2 separate regions of the Homo sapiens genome follow, and region 1 is linked to region 2. Evidence: chromatin loops called from intact Hi-C (ENCODE). Cell type or tissue: left ventricle myocardium inferior. All regions are shown on one strand. Links, peaks and the distances in the headings refer to the core of each region. The heading gives the core; the rest is flanking DNA.

Evidence for each region. Peaks named below come from ENCODE experiments on the same cell type or tissue, not always from the same donor. Only the 100,000 strongest peaks of a DNase experiment are listed, where the experiment ranks them.
Region 1: it touches region 2 in a loop (3-fold over the local background); 2 of 110 quality-filtered maps call a loop at or near these places.

Annotation. Positions count from the first base shown.
Region 1 is chr20:18,762,228-18,767,604 of GRCh38, forward strand. DTD1 (D-aminoacyl-tRNA deacylase 1) reads left to right here. Exons shown (of 6, transcript NM_080820.6): 6 at 1,133-4,417. Among named protein-coding and RNA genes, the nearest start is that of LCDR, 29 kb to the right of the region's middle. In left ventricle myocardium inferior, for the core only: no CTCF peak of the experiment used is centred there; no DNase peak of the experiment used is centred there.
Region 2 is chr20:18,699,953-18,705,329 of GRCh38, forward strand. All of the region lies in intron 4 of DTD1 (D-aminoacyl-tRNA deacylase 1), which reads left to right. Among named protein-coding and RNA genes, the nearest start is that of DTD1-AS1, 3.9 kb to the left of the region's middle. In left ventricle myocardium inferior, for the core only: no CTCF peak of the experiment used is centred there; a DNase peak (open chromatin) is centred at 2,979.

The DNA of each region.
Region 1 (5,377 bases), core at 249-5,248, 62 kb after region 2:
TGAGTCGTATTGAAATCTTTTGCTTTTACTGAAGTCCATCCAATTAGAATCTAGATCTGAGGGAATAGAAACTCTTCTGTTAGGCTTTAGCTTTAGTTTAACTTTTGGATGACAAATGCATGCATCATAGATCTCGGCAATACTAGCTGGTTTTTGTTATAGCCTCGGAATTACAAAAGGAAACCCTGAGACACTTGGACTTCTGTACCAAACAGCCAGGCATCCTTTGAGTAGTATTTAAAATGTCGCAAGACTAAGCATTTAGTTTATTCCCTCCCTGTCCCTGCATTTCCTTAAGCTCCCATCCCTCTACCTCCCTCATTGTTAAAATGATTTGGAAATCATGCTTTTATATCTCTTTTCTAGGAATTTGTTCATTTCATCTATGTTGTCTAATTTGTGAGTCGAAAGTTGCTTGTGATATATTCCTTTTATCTTTTTAATGTCTGTAATGTCTGTACTGATGTTGCCTCTTTGATTCCTGATATTGATAATTTGTGTCTTCTCTCTTTTCTGGGTAAGTCTGACCAGAGACTTATCTATTTTATTGATCTTTTTATTTTTATTTTTTCTCTCTTGCCTTTTTCTGTTTGAAATGTCATCAGTTTCTGCTCCTTATTATTCTCTTCCTTCTCTGCTTGTTTTGGATTTACTTTGCTTTTATTCTTCAATTTCTTAAGGTAGAAACCCAGATTATTGATTTGATAACCTTTTTCTTTTGTAATATAAGCATTTAATGCTGTGAATTTCCCTCTAAGCCCTGCCTTAGGTGAATATAACAAATTATGATATGTTGTGTTTTCATTTACTTCAAAGTATTTTCTATTTTGCCTGGTGACTTCTCTTTGATGCAAAAGCCATTTAGAAGTGTGTTCAGATATTTGCCTTGGTGTCTTTTGCTCTAAGAATGGAGTTTTAATGAACTGGAGACTCTTTGAGGAGAAGGTATTTGGGTTTGTACATGGCAACATGGCAGGTTTTTCAGTGAAGTGATGCACTGATGCTGGTGTCACTGTATGAGCTTGAAAACATATCTTCAGCTGCTTAGTTACTCTTATATGCCTATGCTAATAGAATCTGAAGGCAAACATTGGAATCCTTCTTAATAACGTGTCTTCTTTGGTCTTTTTAGTGTGTTATCATTGGGCAGAACTGGATCCTGAAAAATTCAAGATGCTAAGCACCTACACTACTTTAAGAATTTGGAACTGAAACATGAAGAGGAAGACAGAAATAAGAATTTGGGAACCTGAATAGCTCTGCAAAAAACACCAAAGGACCGTTTTATCGTTTTCTGTTGTTGCTGTGGTGGAGTGATGCAGTGGGCACTGCCGGTGGGCCAGGGGGCGGGTGCGCATGTGGTAGAAGGTGTGCGCTCGTGCCTCCCCCACAGAAAGGCTTTGTTGGTTTCTACCACATCTTGGCTTGCTTTTGGAACAGGCTGGCCCAGCATCATTTGTCATCAAGTCCACTGTGGTGTATTCTGCGTGTCCATGGCGGGGGTTCTCCAATACACTCACACTGTCCATGTTCTTTTTATTGCCAGGGCCCGTGTTGAAGTGTCAAGAGAGCAATCATCAATGATAATGTATTGTGTGAGACCTTTGCATCTTGTAAATTTTCTCTTTTTTCTAAAAATAAATAATAATAAAATCCTAAATCTCAACAAACCACTTTATTATCAAACAAATTCTGCTCTGTTTCTGCATAACGATGATGTCCATAGAAATGCAATGCGTCTGACCTCTCTCTATGCGTATCTACACTTCTTTTCACATAAGTCTCTCGCAAGAGGGCCTTCTCTAACTGGCCCACACAGGCTCCTGAGTCCAGGTGGGAGCCTGTCTAGCCAGTTTACAATTGATGACATGGTACTTGGAAGTGAGATGTCAGGAAAAGGGAGTGTGGGTCAGAAGATAGTCCAGTTTCAGAATGGCCACACTGTTCTGAGACCAAGTGTGGAGCCACATCTGGTGTATCCAGCTTTGGGAGGTGGAGGAAGGCCTCAGCATGGCGGGTGGTGCAGATACCCTTTATCCAGTAGCTACATGGTTGTCCATGTATCCAAGTCACCACACCCAGCACTCTGGGAAGAAAGAATCACATTCTGCCAAAGTAATTTCTCAGTTAAATTTCAGTCTACTGGTGGCACACTCAGAGTAGTCATTTTTTGACATATGATTTAATAGCTTTATTTATATATCTAATAACGCTCGCATATATGCTCTCTGGAAAATATTTTTGTATATAGAAGAGACATCCTTAATTGTGATTTTTATAATGCTGAAACTCTGTCTTCTGTGACCTCTATAATAACTTCTGAATCCATCTAGTCTGACCCAGTCATCTACTTCAAATGATAATAAATCAGAAAATGTGGAAAACAAAAAAGCTCAAAACACATCTCTTGGAATATAGAGTTGGAAAAGGGTCTGCCAGACTGCTTTGTTCTAAACCAATTCAGATGGTCCAGTGTAATTCACAATGGTTTAAACCTCTAGATTTGAAGTCATTACATCCCAGATGCAGACCCTGGCCAGCTCCCTAAGCTGTGTGGGCAGTGAGGTCCCAGAAGCTCTGCTGTTTGAGTTATCTAAGCAGGGTTTTACAGAGTGAATTCAAATTCACTTTAAAGCTACTTGAACCTACATGTCGATAAACTCAGTTGTAGGGTTTGGCTTGCTGGATAACTGTCATGTTTCTCCACCACAGCATTTTATTGCCACCAATTAATGCTTATTGAACAGTTGCAGCCTGTCCTTGTAGTAAGGGGTAACGAGGATTGCATAGAGATACGACCTAAGGATCATGACATTTGGATGGTGGTAAAATGCTAAAGGCCTTTGTTGGTCACAGCCCAGTTCCTGGCTCCCATTCTAAAGGGACAGAGACATACCAGAGAGTGAGCACCATGTGGTCAAGTTGCTGAAGGGTCTGAAACCGTAAAGGAAGAGCTGAAGGAGCTGGGGCTGTTTCATCTGGGAGGGGAACTCTAAATGTTTGAAAGATGTGGAAGAGAAGCTGGGTCAGGAACAAAAATAGGAGCAATGGGTGTAAGTTGCATCAACGTAGATTCTGGCATTCTAACAACATGATTCAAAAGTGGAAGGTGATGTTGGGAGCTTTTGGTGTTTGAGCAGAAATTCTGAGCCTATATGTGTGAGGGGGGATCTTTGATTAATTAAAACATCTTCCTCACAGTATGCAGGAACATGGTAAAAGAAAGCATTTACTACTTTTGTAAACATTTTGGATTGAAGAGAACTTTTCCATCATCCTGAAAATCACTTTCAACTCCTGGGATCAGAGAAATAGCAGTGAATACACCGAAGTCTGGCCTAAGAGGGTCAGATCTAACCACAGGGCCAGATTATAGAGAAAAATGAAAGCTCAAGAAGAAACCCCATAATATCTGCAGCTGCCTCAAAAAGGTGGTTAATTTCCACCCCCACCTACACTCCTGAAGGTCCTTTCCTAGTTGCTTTGAAACTAATGGCTAAAATTAGATTTTGGGTGGCATTCTTGTGGAGAATAAATCTCTCAGTCTTTACATCTCTCCCAACATCTCTGCCTCCTTCTTTCTGCTTATTTATAAAGCATACTGCTTATTGTCCATTAAAACATCATTTGAATGAGGATGGGAGAGGAGAATCGTACCATGTATGGCTTTTCTGAGAAGCCTTGGCAGATCACAGACCCAGGACTTTAAACAGAGTGCTGTGCCGATAACACTGCATAGCAGGACCCATTTAATCTTGCCTTTGGTGGTTTACTTTACAGGAGACCAAGCTCTTGTGGCTACACAAAACATAGACCAAATAAAGGCATCTTTGGGGGCTGGATGTCCATAGCAGCACCTCATGGTTAGTGGTCCCAGGGAGGGCATTTTCTCTACCAAGCAGTGTCCTGGCTCAGATGGGTGCCAGCTGGCATATATATGGACAATTTGGCATTTCATTGATTTGATCATAAGGAACAAATAGTTCCGCAAACACCCTATTTCCTTTGATATGGTAACATTTGAGTAACTCCAAAGCCAGAGAGGCAATCTTTTCTATCTCTGGTTTGTCAGATTTTCTGCCGTTTTTCAGCCAGGCACTTTAAGAATTCTTAATTTGTTGTTCGTTATTGATTCAGGTCCTTTAAAAATAGAGTTAAACACCCTCATCTCAGAAGACATGGAATAATATCAAAAGTAAAGCCACCCACTGGCTGCATCAGAAAAGAAGAGGGAGGCCGGGCGCGGTGGCTCACGCCTGTAATCCCAGCACTTTGGGAGGCCGAGGCGGGTGGATCACGAGGTCAGTAGATCAAGACCATCCTGGCTAACACAGTGAAACCCCGTCTCTACTAAAAATACAAAAAATTAGCCGGGCGTGGTGGCGGGTGCCTTAGTCCCAGCTACTCGGGAGGCTGAGGCAGGAGAATGGGGTGGACCCGGGAGGTGGAGCTTGCAGTGAGCCGAGATCACGCCACTGCGCTGCAGCATGGGCGACAGAGCAAGACTGTCAAAAAAAAAAAAAAAAAAAAAAAAAAAAAAAGAAAGAAAAAAAGAAGAGGGAAAGCCCTGTTTCCCTGTTTTGAGGTGAGTCTGTCTTCTGCAGATGATGTTTTCATTCTCTCCTAGGGTACAGACACCAACGTATTAAATTTTTAGAGGTTCTAGGAAACAAAACCTTAAATTTCCATTAGGAAAGTATCTATTAGTGATGGTATTTTAGGTTTGTTAAATCTAAATTACTATGTTAGTTTTGATAATATGCTTAATATTTGTAGGGGCCTTAAAAATAACTTGTTTTTGAATGTTCCCTGAGGGTGGATGAGTTAGAGGCTCCATCACTGAGCAGGAAACACATTAGGGGTGGTCTGTTGAAGATGCCGCAGCTGACAGTCCCCTGCAGCAGAGAGACGGGCTTGGACCCAGGCCGGGGTCTGAAAAGGTGGCCTCCCAAGGGAGCAGAGTTCAGTAGGAAGAGTTGGCCAGGTGACAGGAGGGTATAGAGGAGTGTGAAACAACCGGCGGAGCTGCCACAGGTGTGAGAGGAGGGGAGTTTCGACGTCTGCTGGCAGGTCGGTAGGACTGGACTTGGGGAGAGAGGGAGCACGTAGAGGAAGAGGGACGTAAACAAGACTTCGTAAGTGAGCAGGGCCTGGACCGCAGAGGTCTTGTAAGTCATGATAATGCGTTTAGGTCCTATCATGCCCCACTTCTTGTCTTCTCCAGGCTGATTTGTTCTAGTTCTTCAGCAGTTTCTTATGTGATATGACTGTCAAGCGACCCTAGAGAACAGGATGCAGCTCTGCCAGTGTGGTGTGATGAAGGCCCACGATGTGGACAGTGGTGTTGTGGTCTCGACAGGCCATGGGGTTGCACAGA
Region 2 (5,377 bases), core at 159-5,158:
GGTAACATAGCATTAACTAATAATGAATCTGCAGGCCTTATTTGAATATTGCCATTGTCCCACTGGGTCCAGAATCCAATCTAGAATCCCATGTTCATTTAGGTGTGTCTCAGCCTCCTCCAGTCTTACGATCTTGATACTTCTGAAGACACAGGCCAGTTATTTTTTAGAATGTCCCTTAGTTTGGGAATTTGATGTCCTTGGTGTGCCATGTCAGGGCACATGGTATTGATGTGTCTCATGACTACTGATGCTGACCTTGATCACTCACTTGGTCAAGATGGTATCAGTCAGGTTTCTCTGCTGGAAAGTTACTATTTGTTTGTTTCTCAAGAGAACATTTCTTAAATGGACTTCTTAAAACACAGGTTCTTTTTAGTGGCTCATCATTTGACTGTCTTCAGTAGCCTCTGTTGATGTTTTTAAAAATCAAAAGAACATCCACTTGGTTAGAAAATTCAAAGACGGAAGATTATTAAAAAATAAAATTCTCCTCATTGTATATCCTCCTGAAAAATTTCCTGTGCAAATAGTGGTGACCTTTTTTTTTTTTTAATTTTTGATTTTTAAAATTTCAATAGCTTTTGGGATACAAGTGGGATTTTTTTTGTTATGTGGATGAATTACATAGTGGTGAATTCTGAGATCTTAGTGTACCCGTCACCCGAGTGGTGTACATGGTACTCAATATGTACTTGTTTATTCCACACCTTCCACACCCACAGTGACCCTTTTGACGTGGCGTCAGTGGCATGGTGGAGGTGGCAGTCAGGGCTTCAGTGGACTGAGATTCGATTGGAGGGTGTCTGGGGAAGTGAAGACTTGGACTAAGGTTCCTGGAACTTGAGGGTGTAGCAAAGGCTCAGAGGAAGGGGGACCTTGGGAGGAAGGAAGGCTTTTCACAGGACAGGGTTGCGTGGAGACTGGCTGTAAAATTACTTTATGTACAAAGGACTACAGATGAGAGGTGGCATCAGAGTAGCGCCTGACTCTGTGAGGTGAAAAAGCTACTGCTGTTTTCCCATAGTGTTTTTGGAATATTTTTCACAATGGTCAGTACATACTAAAGCACATGTTAACTGATTTTTCATTTATTACAAAATGACAGGGTGCTGGATTCTCTCATTAGGGATGGTGAGCCCCAGAGAGTTGTTGTTTATGGGGGCATTGGCAGGGTTCTGTTCCCACACATTCAGGCCAGAGATTTGGTACCCCTGCCTGGTGCTTTGCACAAGAACCTAGCATTGTCTGTGGGTGGGCACTCTGGGCCACAGAGACACAGGTAGCTGGAGGGCAGTTTTACAGCTGGAGAGAAAACATGTTACCTAACGGACTTGGTTTAATGAACTCCTGATGAAAGAGATGTACTAACAAGCACCCCAATAAGGGGGGCATATAGCAAATGTCTTTTAGAAATAATAGAAATGGTCTTCTTTAAGTAGGGTAGTTCCTAATGATTCATTACGTCCTTTGCCAGACCCTGGCCATATGTTTTGAACTTGTTAGGTCTTCTCAACAATAGAATTTTTGCATTATGCCTTTTCTTCCTCCTGTGCAATCTTGTGGGCAGGTAGGAGCAACAGAATGCGGGTGGTGTGGAGGACAAGGGACATCCCAGAGCCCTTGGTTCTATTGCACTATGTGAGCTGAATGCACCCAGGGAGTCTGTCTGGCCTTTCAGTGTCGGGGAGAGCAGTAGGATGGGACCACGTGGGACATAGGCCTGACACACAGGTCATCACTTAGAAATGAGCACTGGACTTGCCCCAGTGCCTGGGATGCAGTAGGCTTTCAGTAAATACTAACTGACACATGAATGTTCTGTGTGCTTGCTTTGGCTTCTCCTTTTAAAGAATCACCTAATAATTCTTTAAGTCTCTCGAATTGCCGATTTGTCCTTCTGTCAGATAAAATGCATGAAGTAAGCTGATGATTCTGAATAGGAACAGAATACGTTCTTGGTTGATTTAAAGTATAATTTAGAGTTTTTCATTTTGCTTAGAGCTAATATACAGTGCGATGCCTGAGGTCCATTGTAAAATCTTGCTATGTAACCTAATCATTGTTGACAGGAGAAATTTGTCTACAATCATTTTAATCTGTTGCATAATAAATATTTAGAGAGTCTCTTATTCACTTCCATTTTAGACAAAGCGTCTATTTGTACATCCTTCAAAATGGTCAAAGATGAAAGGGAAGATCCTTTTATTGGTCCCTCAGGCCAAGACAGAGGGAAGGACTGATAATCTTTTCAAACCAAGAAAGATTTTGGTTTCCATTCCAACATCCCTGAGTAATCCACAACTGTGTATGGTACTCCCGCCCCCTTCCCTCCATCTCTGTAATAAACTCTTCTTCCTTAATTTTAATTTTCTTGACAATTGAACCCTTCAGTTGGGTGCTATTTGGCTTTATCCTTGTTTTAAATTTCCCCTTTTCTCATTTCCCAGACTGGGCAGTTGTTGAGTCCAGAATTAACTGGGGAAGTTGGCTAATTTAGCAAGGGCTATAGAATAAAGATCTAGATTAGATGCAGGCTAGAAAAGCCAGGCTGGAGTACATACTAGAGACCGCAGAGACATTGATCTACTGCAGATCAGATTTAACTCCTCAGTAATATCAGGTGTTGTGGCTGCCAACACAGTGACCAGGAGCAGGTTGGTCTTTGATGTCTCTGTGTCAGCACCTGAGGCAGGGATACTGAAGAGAACATGCCTGCCATATAGGATAGGAATCTGGTCACAAAGGTATCACTAGTTCTGTTGGAGTAGAAATCACATCTGGAATGAGGCAAAAAAAAAAAAAAAAAAGGAACTGTCTACAAAAATTTTAAAAGAATTGGCAAACTAATGTTTTTCTTAGCAGATGTGCCTTTGCCATATTCCTAAGGTTTCCCTCCCTGTCAGTCATGCGTCCTGTTTTATGAGACCCATTTCTCCTGGGGCCTCTGACTGGGCCGCTGCCTGGACCTGCCCTCTGGGCTGCTGCCATCCAGCAGGAGTCCATAGCTTCCTTTCACTGTCCTGCTGGGTGGGTCAGCTTTGTGGATCCTCCCACCCCCGTCTTCATCTTTCTTGGGTTTCTTTTTTATTTGTGCTGAAGTCTATTTTCAATAATTTTTTTCCCTAGAAGAATGTTCAGAATGTAAATCTTCTGCCTTTTAAAAAATAAATCTGAAAATGTCCCTATAGTCCTTACACTTGACTGTTAGTTTATATGGATGTAGAATTCTAGGTTCAAAATTCTTTGCTTCAGAATTCTGAAGGCCATGGTTCTGCTTCTGGTGTTTCTATGAGGACTATTTACTGACCATATTCTCACCCTTGGATGGGAGCTTTTCTTTTTTCCTTCTGGGTCGTGTGGAGACCTGTCTTGATCTTGGTGTCCTCAAACTTCATGAAGATGTGTCCCATTTTCATCCTTTCTGGTAATCTAGGTTTCTTAAATCTAAATTCCCTTGCCTTTTCTTTAGCTTGAGGAAGCTCTCTTCTTCTATTATTGCTATTTTCAATATTTTCTCACCATTTATTTTTCTCTTCTCTCTTTCTGGAAAGCCTAGAGACCAGTTGATAATCCTCCCAGGTTGTCATTTTTCTTAAACTTTCTCGGTATTTTCCATTCTTTTTCCATTTGTTTTTTTAACCCCATGGGGCAATTATTAAACTTGAAATTATTAATCTCCCAACCTTTCTACTAAGTTTTTAATTTTGGCAAGCAATTTTTAATATCCATGAACTCATTTTTTATCATAATTTCTGCTTTTTCATAGTATTCAGTTTTTTTTTTTGTTTCTGTTTTCTTATTTTGTTTTTAGGGGTATTATGTTTTCTTGATGTTCTCTGAAGATACATACTAACTGAACTTTTAAAATACTCATTTCTGTTTGCTGAAGTAGCTTTTTTCCCAGAGTCAGTTCTGTTTATTCTACTCAGTTTTTTCTTTTGAGCTCTAGATGTGCCCCCACATATCTCGATGTCTTTGGCTGTCTGTTCATATTAAGAACACTGGCCAGGGTAGATTAACATAAGTAATCATAAGTAGTTGGTAGCTTTTTTTTTTTTTTTTTGAGACGGAGTCTCGCTCTGTCACCTAGGCTAGAGTGCAGTGGCGCAATCTTGGCTCACTGCAAGCTCCGCCTCTGGGGTTCACGCCATTCTCCTGCTTCAGCCTCCTGAGTAGCTGGGACTACAGGTGCCTGCCACCACGCCTGGCTAATTTTTTGTAGTTTTAGTAGAGACGGGGTTTCACCATGTTAGCCAGGATGGTCTCGATCTCCTGAGCTCGTGATCCTCCCACCTCGGCCTCCCAAAGTGCTGGGATTACAGGTGTGAGCCACCACGCCCAGCCAGTAGTTCGTAGCTTTACAGGCAGGTCATTTGGTCTCCAGTGAGCCTCCTGAGCAGGAGGGTAGCTGGGCATTCAGTGTATGTGCTTACATGGGCAGAAACCTTAGAAAAATGGCACAGGAACTCCAATGGACTCAGGTTCAAAAGGGTGTGTGCAAGGGGTGGGGAAAAGATGCCTAACCAAGGGCAAATATGGGAGGGTAACCTCATCCTGTAAAATAAGCAGAGACAGAAATTCTAAGAACAGAAATTTTGTTGTTGTCACTGTTGTTTTTAAAAGTTATCTCTAGAGCCATGGTTCGCACCCATTTTGCACCTTTGGGGGCATTTGACAACTCTGGAGACATTTTTGGTTGTCACAAGTAGGGGAGGAGGACATGCTACCTACCAGCTTCTAGTGGGTAGAGGCCAGGGTTGCTACTCAACATCCTAAAATGCACAGGACAGACCTCACCCCAAAGAATTATCCAGCTCCGAATGTCAGTAGTGCTGAGGTTGAGAAACACCACTGCAGAGGAAGATGATCAAGGAGAGGGTGGGGCAGGGGAAGGAGATCAGGAAGCATGTCCGGAAGCATACAGGTTCCTATTTTGCCTGCACACTCTGCCAAGGGGAGACTTGGGTCACACTAAATAAGCTTCCATCTCAGAGCAGTTGTTAAGGTAGATTATCTGACCTTTGCTGTCCAGTAGCATGGCCACTAACCACAAGTGCTAAACTGAAATAAAATTACAAATTTAATAGATTTGCACTAGCCACATTTCTTATGCTTGACAGCCATTTGTGACTTCTGTACTGGATAGTGCAAAGATAGGACATTTCCATCACAGATAATTCGGCTAGACAGAGCTGGTCTAGACAGTATTGGTGCTGTTTTAAGGAACTTGAAGACTAGGAGTGCTGTTATGTTTAAAAACATAAAATTTTGCTTTTCAGGATATCAGGGGATAAGGAGAGTTTGAAACAAATTAACAATTGGTAATTTTGAAATTTTATAGATTGGTTGATCTGAGTTCATCACTATCCTCACA